Linked DNA regions of Mus musculus: region 1 is linked to region 2. The links are chromatin loops, found by intact Hi-C in ENCODE. Cell type or tissue: gastrocnemius. All regions are shown on one strand. Each heading gives the region's core, and the rest is flanking DNA. Links, peaks and the distances in the headings are about the cores only.

Region 1 (6,223 bases), core at 1,660-4,159, 100 kb after region 2:
CAGGACGGGCTCAGTCTTGATTGGTTTCCATCAGGTGGAAACAGATTCCTTTTCATGCCAACGAAAGACACGGGCAAATACTATGTTTGCAGATTTGTCAGCCTGTTCTCTAAGCCTCTCAACTTGAAGTCCAGGAAAGGCACAGCGTCTCCAAATCTTTGCATCCAGGATGGACTGACTTAGTAAGAAGCAGTTTTATAGGATGAATCTGTCAAACAGGTTAGGTTTGCAACATTAGTAAAAGGCGAGAATGAGAGTGGGTTTTACATTAACTACCAAACCAACGTAGACAGAGGCTTTTACTCATAGTGGATTTATTATAATCCCACATGGGTAGGACAGGCACAAAGGCGCATCTACTTCTGCAAGTAAGTTATGCAGTATGCTGCATAGACCTGCTCATGCTGGAATGTCTGTAAGTGCCACACACCCTGTCCTTAGAGTCACAATGACCTTAGAGTGGATGATGAGTCAGGATCTAGGGGTGTGAGTTAATTTGTTTAGCTAGAGAGGAAAGATTTAGAAATCAGAGGAGGCAGAAATGTTAGCTGTCTGTTTTCAAATGTGTGAAGAGTACCTTACTCTTACAGAGAGACCTGTTTCCAGAAAGTTCCCCAGATCAAAGGCCAGGAATGAGAAGATAATTTCCAGCCCAAGGTTAAGAAACTATCTGCAATTATTAGTCTTTACAATGCTGGGTTGGTTAGTAAACATTCTGAAAGAGCCACGCAACAGCTGAAACCTATTTCCTTTTGGCTTTTGGTTTTTGTAAGACAGGATCTCACCATGTAGCCCTGGCTGGCCTGGAACTATGTGGACCAGGATGGCCTTGACCTCAGCAGCAATCTGCTTGCCTCTGCTTCCTGAATGCTGGTACTGAGGACATGTGCTACAATTCCTGGCTTTGAAACCTACTCCTTATGGAAGGGAAAGATGGGTGTGAGGTAGGCCGGAGGACCTACTCTTAAATGCCAGGTAAGAATGGCCATGTGATTCCAGAAGGGGATGATGCCCTGTGCTGCAGGCTTTGTGTGAGTCTTAAACTGTCAACCTAATGCTGACAGTTTCCTCTATGTCAGGAAAATAGACTGTAGACTTGCCCAACCCATTGAGATTGCCGAGTGGAGTGGAGGCGCCGTGGCCCGGGGATGCTGTGCAGTTTTACAGGAGCCGACAGATTACTTGCTCAAAGGCCAGATAAGGACGGGCTCTGGGGCAGCTTGAAGACTTCCCCGCCCTGATGGAGAGTGGAGACGACTTGGCATCCATGTTAAGGTTGCTGACGTGGAGCTACATTGTCCAGGGTGAAATCTTAGCTCCACGCCTTACCACTGAGGCACATACCAGGTTTTAGGTGGAAAACCCCTGAAGAACAAGAGTACCTATTAAGGCAAGGTCAGGCCAAACCCCTGCTTCACACTTAGCATCATCAGATCCTCGGAACATCCGCCTGTGGGTCAGCTTCGCTGCCCGTAAGACAAGGCTGAAAAGCACACCTGCTTTACACGGCTCCTACTCTGATTGGACAGTGAGGGTTCAGTCCAGATCAGAGCCTGAGAGGAAAAGTAGCCGAGCAAAAGTCCTTCACCACCACGTTCATCAAGCCTTTAAAGGAGGGACCCTGATAGTGTTAACCGTCAGCCTGATGTTGGGCATGCCTATCTACAATCAAGTTAATTGTGGTGGGGAGACTCTGTCTGCCACTCTGGCTGCACCATTTTCTGAGGTCGTTTCAAGACTGCATTATGAAGAGGAAGGCCAGCTCAACATCTGCATGCATGCCTGCATCCTGTTTTCTGACTGTGACCGGCTGCTTCAAGACCCTGTTGCCGTGACCTCTTTGCCATAGTAGACTGTACCTTGAACTGTGAGCCAGGAAAAAAAGCTATCTTAGTTACTTCTTAATCACAGCCACAGGAAGAGAAACGAAGACAAGAAAGCAAACCTGGTTTCCAGCCTTTCCAGTCTGCCAGGATTAGAAATATATTAATTTGTTCCCGAGTATCCTTTGCTTTCCGCTCTTCTGAGAGAGCTCAGAGAGATCCTTGCTTTGACAACATTTTGGTTCTGGGAAAAGAATTTACATCATTTAAATTTTTATTGGTGTTTAGGGAGTGTACAATAAATTTAAACTCATATGCTATAATGGGTGTTTTAATTGTCATTATGAGTTTAATGACATTCAATTTCCTTTATAGCCATAAAGAGAATTTTTATTCCTGTTGCTACTTAAACAGAAGAATTCCCCAAAGAAAATGCCCAAATCTTCAAAGTGCGTTCTCCTTCCAGCATTCAGTACACGCTGAGCAGAGCAATCCAGGTCACACCCCCAGGACCTGATGACCCTGTTAGAGCCCCCTTCCCTATTCTCATAGCCAAAGGAAAGGCTTTTCTTGAGGTCATATCTCTCAAGCAAAATCACCGCACAGAGTTTATCTTTAAATTCTCTTTATTTAATGCTGGAAAATCACAATACACACTTAACCAAACATCTGGTAAATTGACAATAATATCACCCGTCCATTTTACATTTTAAAAAATACCCTGTGTAGAGACTTGGAAAAGAATGGTCTCAAACCGATTGAAGTTTAAAAAAAGAAAACAGGAGCTCTTGGAGTTTTACAGTGAACGTACTATTTACTACAAGCCAAGCACTGTGCTGAGCTATATTGGCAGGGGTGGGGTGCGGGGAGCAACGCCAAGCAAGAGATTCAAAATCAATTGTAAGATGAATGAGCAGAAAACGTTCAGACCACACAATCATGAAATGGTGTAGAGTGATGTAGAGTGATGGAGAGAATAAAAGTGGTAGAGTTACCTGCGAGTTACCCGGGTCAAGACTGTTTACCTAGCCCTTCCTAGCACTGGAGTGTAAGGAAGACCCCTGTCACATCTTACATTTACTCATAGGTAGTGCCCCCAGCAGCCGGGGTGGGATCCCAGTCAATTGGCTGCAAGTCCCACTTCTCCACAAAGTCCAGCATCAGCCCCGCCTTCTAGGGCCCACCTACCAAGCAGCAGGCTGGGTCGCTCTCCGTTTAGCATCAGGCCACGCCCCTCAGCAGAGACTCCGCCCCGCCTGCCCATAGGACATCAGGGCCCGCCCTTCAAGAGGCGTCATTCCCGCAGCCTCCACCCCAGGCATGGCGCTGTGTGGCCTCCCGGAATTCACTCTGCTGCTGCTGCCGCTGTTGGCACGGCTCTCGGCCGGGGACTGCCCGTGCTCCGAGGCTGCTCTCTGCCAACCGATCCGCCACCGTCCCGACTTCGAGGTCAGCACTCATTTGCCCGTCGGTCTGATACTCAAGGCTGTAGAAGTTGTGCGCTCACTGAGTAGCCTTAACCACCAGAGTCTTCCTCTTTTTAGATTTCCTTCAGAGGTTGGGCAACTTCCCAGGCCGCAGACTGTGTAATGCTCCTGCCTCATCAGATTCCCGAGGCCAGCTCCTCCCGCTAACCGCTCAGCCACCTGCGGGGAGGGTAGGAGAACCGGTTCTCGGTTTCCAAGGCAATGCACATTTAGTAGGAAAGTGTCCACCTCCAAAAGTACATCCGAAAGCAGGATGTTCTGCTAACCTTTGTACTTGGTACGGATTAGTTCTTTCGTTTATGGACAGTCACCCACCCAGGAAAGCGGCAAAAACAGCTATTTGAGTCCATTTTTCTTTAACCCAGCAGAATGGCGTATAAAGCTTACGGACTTACCACGAAGCATTGGTAAAATCGCGTGACCGAAGTTGATGACAGTGGCTGGACCTGGGGGTCAGCGATGTCAGGGGGTCCAGTCTCAAAAAATTTGTACAAAGAAGGAACAGTTGATGGGTCTTAAACTTATATTTGGTTTTGAGACATAGATATTTAAATGCTTGTGTTTGCATACATTGTTTAGAAAAATAGTGACAGTATTTTTGTAGACTGCCTACTGTGGAAACTGGACATTTTTTAAAAAGAAAAATTTAGGTGCATTAACGTTTCTTTGAGCAAGGGTCACTAGTAGCACTCAGATCATTAAGATCAGAAATTAAAGTTTTGGGAGAGAAAGAATTAGCTGTTTGGCAATGGATAGCTGTTACTTTTAGTTTCTGGTCCGGTGGATCTTTCCTACTGTGGTAGTTTGAATGGGAATGGCCCTCATGGAGTCATGTGTTTACATGCTTGTCCCATAGGAAGTGACACATTAACAGGTGTGGCCTTGTTGGAGGAAGTGTGTCACTGTGGGGATGGGCTTTGAGGTCTCCCATGCTCAAGCTCGGTCTAGAGTGGCTCAGTCTTTGCCCTGCTGCTTAGAACTCTGAGCTCCCTCGCCAGCATCACGGCTGCCTGGATGCTGCCATGATGATAAGGATTAAACCTCGGAACTGTAAGCCAACTCCAATGAAATGTTTTCCTTTATAAGTTTTGCAGTCATGGTGCTAATTCACAGCCAAAGAAGCCCTAAGACACCTGCTTAGAGATTAGCTGACTGGTTCTGATTGGCTAACTAGGAACTCAAGGGACTTGCTCAGCTGTTTCAGCCTAAAGCCCCTCCCCTCAATTAAGTGGTTTTATAACAATCTGATTTATTGCGGCACTCAACACTTAGTGGGTGATATAGTATTTGTGAGAATTTGTCATTACATGCTAAGAAAATTATACTCATCCATAAACTCGTAGTAAATGAGGCCTCACTAGCCTTTTGCTTCTTGAAATGAGAAGAGTGTAGATTATAAGAGTCTCCTTCCCCACTACATATATTTGTGTGGCAGAATTACAGGGGACTGACCTATGCTTTGAGAATGAACCCGTTTGTACTGGCAAATTTTATGCCAATTTGACACAAGCTAGAGTCACCAGGGAGGAGGAATCAATTAAGAAAATGCCCCCATCCAATCTGGCCATAGGTTAGCCTATAGGACATCTCCTGAATTAGTGATTGGTGGAGGAGGACCCAGCCTATTATGGGTGGTGCCTTTCCTGAACAGGCAGTCCTGGGTTCCATGGCGGTAAGGAGACTTTTTCCCTGACCTCTGCATCAGCTCCTGCCTCCAGGTTCCCACCCTGTTTGAGTTCCTTTGACGATGAACAGTGTGATATGGAAATATAAGCCGAATAAACCCTTTCCTCCCCAAGTTGCTTTGGTCAGTGTTTCATCACAGTTAATAGTCACTAAGATACCATTCCCCACCATGGACATCTGACACCCCTCCCTTTGTGTTCTCAAGATTGAGAGTAGTTGCTATTAGATCACAGGCCCTACCTAGTTGGGTTTTGTTTTGTTTTTAACAAGTTGAGTCTTAAATATGAGAATTAAAACACTGAGCTATCCAGTTTCACATTCTGTGTGTAGTAACTTTATTAAATGGTTGCTTGACAGAAAAAAATGAACTGCGCATAGTTAATTCGGAAAGGTAAAGGCATGCGAATATTCAATGACAGCCTTAACAATTATGGTTGTTGCTCTGCACAGCCCTTACTGGTCCATTCTCCTGTGGGCCCCTACATCTCTATTTTCAGTGCCAGTATAATGTGCCACCCCTTCTTGAAACTCTAATGGAACTCCAGAAAAATGAACAATTCTGTGGTCCTCAAATACTGCTTGAGAATACCACCTAGTTAATTTTATATTGTTCCTTTCTCTTTCAGCATTTCTGTGTCGTAGCTACCTTTTCAGGTCCAGAATCTCAGAACTCTTTTTAGTTGTGGGGAACCTGAGTTGTAGGAACTTTGTTCTAATCTGCAAATGCCCACTCGCCTGTAGGCTATCTTCTTTTGTCATCCTCCAGAATGCAGAGGTCCCCTCCCATGAAGCCATCGTGGATGGTTTCTTTCACCACCTAGATAGCAGATTCCTTGGACGTGGAATCAAGGCCCCTACATTTCCTTCCAGGCCTTGATGCTACTGTCATTTCCTAATGGATCTTGGTATTTGTTAACCTCTGTGCCTCTAGCGCCTAGCAAAACACCTCTCCTACATTTTCATTAAGGTTAGCTCTCTCCATAAATGAATACCGTCAGGTAGAAGGAACATGGCCAGTGAAGCTTTTGTGCTTCTAGGATCATCTCTGAGGGAGAAACACTGGAGGGACATTAGCTACTTTAAACTTGGACTTGACTACTCTTCTAAGTCGGCTTCATTCAAAAGCACACGTAGCAACTTAAGCAGTGTCCATGGCTCCATCTGAAACAGGCAGAAGCTTGAAGATCAGCAAACTCTGTGAGCTCTGGTGCTCCACCCTTTGCTGAG
Region 2 (6,223 bases), core at 1,296-3,795:
ATGGCACACAATGGAAGACTGTAACATTGTAGTTACAAAGTGGGATACATAGTAACAGTAGGACAAGGCGAGGTACATTCATTACTTCTGTTGTTGTGAGCAAGTATCTGTCAGAAGCAGCCTCAGGGAGGAAGGGTTGGTGCTGGCTCACAGTTTTGGGGATTCTCAGTCCATCACAGTGGATAAAGCATAGTGACTGTAGTAGCTTGGTCCCTGACAGAGGGTGAAGTGCCCTGTGGCTGGCCATAGCACAGAGCTGGGTGGAAGTGGAGAGTCTAATGAAAACCAGAGTGGTTATCACCTTTCAGGTCCACCCCTATTGACCAACTTCCTACAAATTCCATAGTGTCAAAGGTTCTGGAAATAGCTACAGTAGCTGAGTTCAAGCATGTGAGCGGGTAGGGGACATTTGAGACTCCATAATAACTGAGGGGCTGCTCCTTCCTTAAATAAACTGGTTCTGAGGAATATGCTCAGTGCCACAGCTTTGCTTTAAATCTCCTTGATTATTTACCTTCATTACAAAAATAACTTGTCAATAAAATAAACATGATACACCAAAGTCAACCAGAACTGAAGTCAATGTATCTCAATGAATGTCTATGTGGTTAGAACAGCCATTCTGAAGCTGGGGCACTTCACCCTGGATTTTACATTTTCTCCGTGGGATACGCTTTTATGTATTCTATCCACTACCAAAAATGAGAAGCCCACGAAGTCCACCACAGAATAAAAAACTAGGATTCGCCTCCATCCCTTATGTCCATCATTCAATTCCTTTAAAGGTGGGGCTGGAGGGCAAGGCAACAGAAAGGCTGAGGCAAAGTGCAAACTCTGATGTAGACGCCCCACATGGACCAACAAATGGGAGGGGAGTGTAGGGAGGCCAGGATCCAGTAGAGGGCAGATGTGAGTCAGATTCCAGAAACAGCACATCTCTGTGGACCTAAGACTCAAACTCCAATTCAAGGTAACAGTATAAACTGCACTCTGAAGCGATCCTTAGGTTGAATCATACACACCTAATCATATGTGGCTGAAGTGCACCTCACTATGCATGTTTGTGTGCACACATACGTAATTATTCACCAAACTGCTCCAAGGCAAGCTCCTGACAGGTGAGTGTAAAACGAGAGAGCTGCTTTCACAGTGTACATTCTGAGATGGGGTTTCTTTTCTACCAGACACGCGCTCTAATGAAACAACCGTCACTTACTTGTTATTTTTAAAAAATAAAATCTGAAGTGGGTGGAGTAAAAAAAAATCATACCACTAGTAAAAGAGACATCAGGGCTTTGGGCCTTGCGGGAGGAAGCTTCCAGAAGGCTGAGGCAGCCCACTTGACTGTATGTGAGAAGATGTAGACATCTGGCTTCCTCCCACTCTTTTTTCATTGGATCTCATATCTCTGTAAATCATCAGAAAGCTTTCTGTGGCTTTTTTTTCCCCAGTATTTCCACTATAACACTTCCACCTCTTACAGTGTCCTACATCACACAACATCAACAGTTGATTTCCCAGACCCAGAAGGACCCCTGGTCATTAGCAGAGTGGTCTTTGACAATGTTCCTCCCAACAGCGGGGATGGGCAGCCTTCAGGGGATTCGTGCTAGACTCGTCCTAATTAAGTGCCGAATGCTCTGATTCCTTTGCCCGTAGTTTCTTGTCCTCTGGGGTGAGTAATGATGGGACACAAGTGTGTGCAACAGGCAGTCGGGGGTCACAGTACTGGCACGCAATATGGTGGCAGCAGATCACTGGGTGGACAATGCCAGGAATGCAGGACTTGGCGAAAGCAGTTTCCAGGCCTGAGTGGATTAGAACCTAACTGACTTCCAACTGCTTCTCGGGAACGCTTGGGTACAATGCAGTCACTCTTCCAGAATGTGTGCTCTCTCTCTGAGCAGCACAGCCTCCTGCTGGCTCCCTGGGCAATTTTGACTTTTTTCTTACACTTATTGATTTGCAGAGGTGTAAAAGCCAGACAATTGTGGGAGGCAGCCCTCTTCTACCACGAAGGCTCCAGGGCTGTGTATCTGCCTCACCAGTCCCAGCTGAGGAATTTGAACAATGTTATTTAACAACTTAAAAGGTGAAACAACGTAAATACAATAAATCGAAGGAAGGAAAGCTTTAAAAAAAAAAAGCAACTGCAGATGTAAGCAGGAATTTTTAAAGCATAGAAATCTGAAAATGTAAGATTTCAAAATGGTTGCGGGGTTGTTACCATAGCAACGCCAGTCTGAGCCACAGCATGTTTCCAAATGTCTTTCTCTGTGGGGAGATGTTCGAGGGCAGATTTCAAATTTTTTAATTAAGGAAAAGAATAAAGAATCAAGTTTAATGGGTTAAGAGCCATGCTAGAATGCCAATAACCCTCCCTCCAAGGCCTGAGAAGTCTGGTGAGGAGCGCTTTCTGGGACATGACAATTTCCCAGAACCGCAGCGTGGGGTCGCTGTGGTTCCACCGCTGCCTACGCCTCCGTCTGGCGCCTCAGAGAAAGGGCTTCCCTGCTCCTCCTTTGAGCCGCCCTAACAGTCCTGTCTTTAAACCGCATTTATGACTATTCTGTGCCGAGACTGTGAAAACCTCTTGGGACAGAGTCACAGTGAACAGCAGCCGGTGACGTTCACAGTCTAGAAAGAGAGATAAGTAAATAAATAGAAACATTAAGCTTGTGGTTAGATGTGGATGAAAAGGGAAGGGTGCCATTAGTGATGGAGTCTGCGTTTATACAAGGTGCGGGAAGATCTTCATTATGAATTATTAGGCTGAGACCCGCGGCTGAGCCTAAGGGGTGGAGGGATTGAGCACCAGGCAGAAAAGAAGGCTGTGCGTGTCAGGGCTCATGGAGAAAAAGAAACCTTAGGCTCTGGTCAGATCTCTTTATTTTTAGCTAGAGAGAAGCATGGGATGAGGGGTGGGGCTATTCAATTTGCACAGTTTGTGCTTCACACTACAGAACTGTTCCCCATTTCCTTTGTGAATTGTTTATTATTTGTGGCTTTTGGTGTGTGTAAACATTTTGAAAAGCCTACTTAGTATTATAACAATTTAATACTTTTTATATGGCTGCTGTCACAACACAGATTTAGGCCATGGAGTCTAGCAGCACAGCCACTGCGGGTGAAACAATTTAAAAGTTCGAGGGAAGCAAAGCATTTGGTGTTATGAGAGCAGAGATTTGGGGAGTAGCCTTCTTTGTGGCATTTCCAATTTCTGTTGTCATTACTCTTACATGGCTGCTGCACCAGCAGTCTCTCAGATCCGGAGGCAGGGTAGCCTCACCCGTCTTAATAACATTGATTGGCACAGCAACACAGGAGAGTGTTGGATAAGTGAAAAGGGAATGGGAGAAGGAGGGGGGATGGCTGGCAGGTGGGTGGGGGTAGGGCTAGTTTGATGGATGGATGCTTAGATGGATGGAGGGAGGGAGGGATTATTGAATGGATAAATGGATGGATGGATGGATGGACGGATGGATGGATGGTTGTTTGCATAGAGGGAGGGATGGGTTGGGATGATGGAATGAGGGAATGGTTGAATGGATGGATTGGAGGGAGGGAGGGATGGCTGGCTGAAGTGACAGGCAGAGAAGGTAAGGAGTGTGAAAGTGCCAACTATGTGGCACAGAACACTGGTGACAGATCTTCATCATTCTTCCTTGTACATGTCAAATACTGACGAAGTACCTGCTGTGTGTGAGTCACAGTCACAGTCACAGACAGGGGCGTACAACAGTGAGTAAAACCGTATTGCCCTCATGATGTTTACTGTCAGTGATGGAAACAGATACGAACTGCAACTGATCCCAATTTTAGGAAGTATTATGTATATAAAATGAGGTGTGGATTTAGTGTCGTCAGGGTCGAGAGAGTGTAAGTACTGCAGGTTGGATGAAAAGGTGTCCTGGATGTTGGTGTAAGAATGAAAGGACAAAGGACAAACTTGATCCTGATTCGATCCCAAGGCCAGGGCCAAGAAACAAAATCCCACCAATCCCTGCCTGGGCTTTCCACAGAAACCCACCAATCATTAAACACTAAAACCCACCAGTCCCTGGACAGGAAAACCCACCAATCCTGAGCTCACCCAAGCTCAGGAATTGAAATCTCACCAATCCTCATTCTGGAAACCTTCACCCAGGAAAGCTCCACCCCCACCCCAAATCCTATATATAAATCCTGTGCTCTGCCTAGTTCCCTGCTGTTTCTCTCCCAAGCAGAGGCAGTCTCCCTCCTGGGTTTTTCCCTCCCGACAATCTCTTGTGTGAGGTTTGTTGTACAGCGTGGCTTTATGCTTTATGGTATTCCTTTATGGTGTCTCCGAACTGCTAGGATACCTCTCAGAGCAGAACTTGGATAAGGGAATCCTTCGCCTGCAACTGAAGGAGAGCTGGGACACTTCTATAGGGAAGCCTTTCTGTTCGGAGCCAGGGCACTTAGAGTTGGGAACCAAGAATACCACCAAGTGGCAGGGGGCAACAACCCTCACATAAGAGAGTTGTTGGGAGGGAGAACCCCAGGAGGGAGGCAACCTCTGCTTGGGAGAGAAGCAGCAGACTGCAGTAGACAGGGGTTGTACAGGATTGCTTAGGGGCAGGGCTTTCCAGGGTGGGGAGTGGCAAGAGTTCTAGTTTGACGCTTGGGCCTTTTACTGTATAGGGCAGGAGCTGGGGCTGGCCATTAGGACAGTTAATGTCTGTAAGTGGAACCTGGTGGGTCATGGTCTTCGGGGGAGGGGCCTGGCCACTTATGTGCCTCAAGGGACTTACTGAGATGCAGTCGAAATGTCAGGACTATGCAGAGTGTCATGAAGTTGACTGTGGAGTTTCATCTCCGGAATGGGAGCTTCTCCCGAGGGATGGCAGAGATCCTTCCACTGAGAGCAGGGTGGCACTGTTCCTGATCACACCGTGTTACTGAAAGAGAGAAAGAACACAGGGCTTTCTTGCTCCACACCCTCCCTACAAGCACGGACATCTCCACCATCTCGTCATCCAGACAGCCCAGCTCCTCCTCCGAGCGCCCCAGGCTTCCATGGATCAGTAGTACATCTTGGATGTAGATCCCACCACATTCCCCAAACCTTCCTTCCCAGCAGCCGTCTCAGCTTCCAGTTAGTCTTGAGCTTGCGGCCACTCCTCCCCTCTCCTGCTGCAGGATTTCTCCAACCACACATCACAGTCCATTAGTGAGCGGGTCAGGCCATCAATACAGTGGACGTGAGAAGCCTTTTACAACAGGGCAGACTAGACTGGAAGCTGTTGGATCACACTGTGTGTACGTCTTCAGCGTGAAGGGTGATAGTGGCAGCCCTGTTATGTGAACCTTCTCTCACCCTGGAGACAAGCTCCCTTACCATGGTACATCTGTGGCAATGCTGAACGTTCCTAGAATTGAGAAGATCTCTGTTAAGCTCAGATTTTCTCTGAAGCCCAAGAAGGTGTAAATCACTGACACTATTTGAAATGTAGTTTTGTTCTAAGCATAAATTTATTTCTCAAATAGGAATATTGCCTGGTATCACATCAAAATGGTCCCAATTATTCTTCCAGTTTAAGTACGCACAGATCTTCCCATAGCTAGCAAAAAAATCGGGGAGGGGAGGGGGGCTTGATGGCAACACTCTGAGGAATATGACCCATGAGGCAAACATACAAGGCAAAGAAAGTCATGAAGTATTTGTGCCAGAGAACCACCTAGAACCTCCCAGAGCTCAGAGCTTTTTGACGTACTTCCAGCTATGCCACACTATTAGGAGTCTGTAAACTCTGCTTCTGACACAGATTCAACTAGGATCCAGTGAGGTCCTACTTTGCATGATGTAGGGTTTATCGTTTGTGTTGGGGACATCGTGGGTGGGGGGTGATTCTCCTGAGGAGGCATCAAAGAAATATTTTTTTCTCAGAAATAAGAAGGTTGCAGACTGGCCAAGAAAGATTCTGGTGGATCCATCTTGGTGAAGTAAGCAAGATCACTCTGATTACCTACAGCAGCATGGGCTGATGGTGAGCGGCTGGACCACACAGCTCCAAGCCCTGCCTAGCTCCCGCTGTCTATGGCTCCAAGTCTAAAGCAGAACTCAGACAAAGCCGGGTGCAGCTCTCCCTAGTGTTAAAGCATAGTGGGTGGCCATAGGCTCCAGGGATGGAAGGAAGGAGCAGATGAAAGCCAACTTCAGAAGTTCTGTGTCCATGAGAGCTGCCCCACCCTAGCACAT

What was found. A loop is a pair of places that touch in the nucleus more often than their neighbours do. Peaks named below come from ENCODE experiments on the same cell type or tissue, not always from the same donor. Only the 100,000 strongest peaks of a DNase experiment are listed, where the experiment ranks them.
Region 1: a loop joins it to region 2, with 2.3 times the contacts of the local background. A loop is called at or near these places in 2 of 42 quality-filtered maps.

Annotation. Positions count from the first base shown.
Region 1 is chr3:146,447,359-146,453,581 of GRCm38, forward strand. It overlaps Ctbs (chitobiase), which reads left to right and starts at 3,109. Exons shown (of 7, transcript NM_001293672.1): 1 at 3,109-3,272. The coding sequence starts at 3,144. In gastrocnemius, for the core only: CTCF peaks have their summits at 3,133 and 3,333; a DNase peak (open chromatin) is centred at 3,096; H3K4me3 peaks cover 1,288 bases; H3K27ac peaks cover 1,109 bases.
Region 2 is chr3:146,342,924-146,349,146 of GRCm38, forward strand. It overlaps Gm40167 (a long non-coding RNA gene), which reads left to right and starts at 3,511. Exons shown (of 2, transcript XR_867699.1): 1 at 3,511-6,223. In gastrocnemius, for the core only: a CTCF peak has its summit at 2,445; DNase peaks (open chromatin) are centred at 1,741 and 2,470; H3K4me3 peaks cover 318 bases.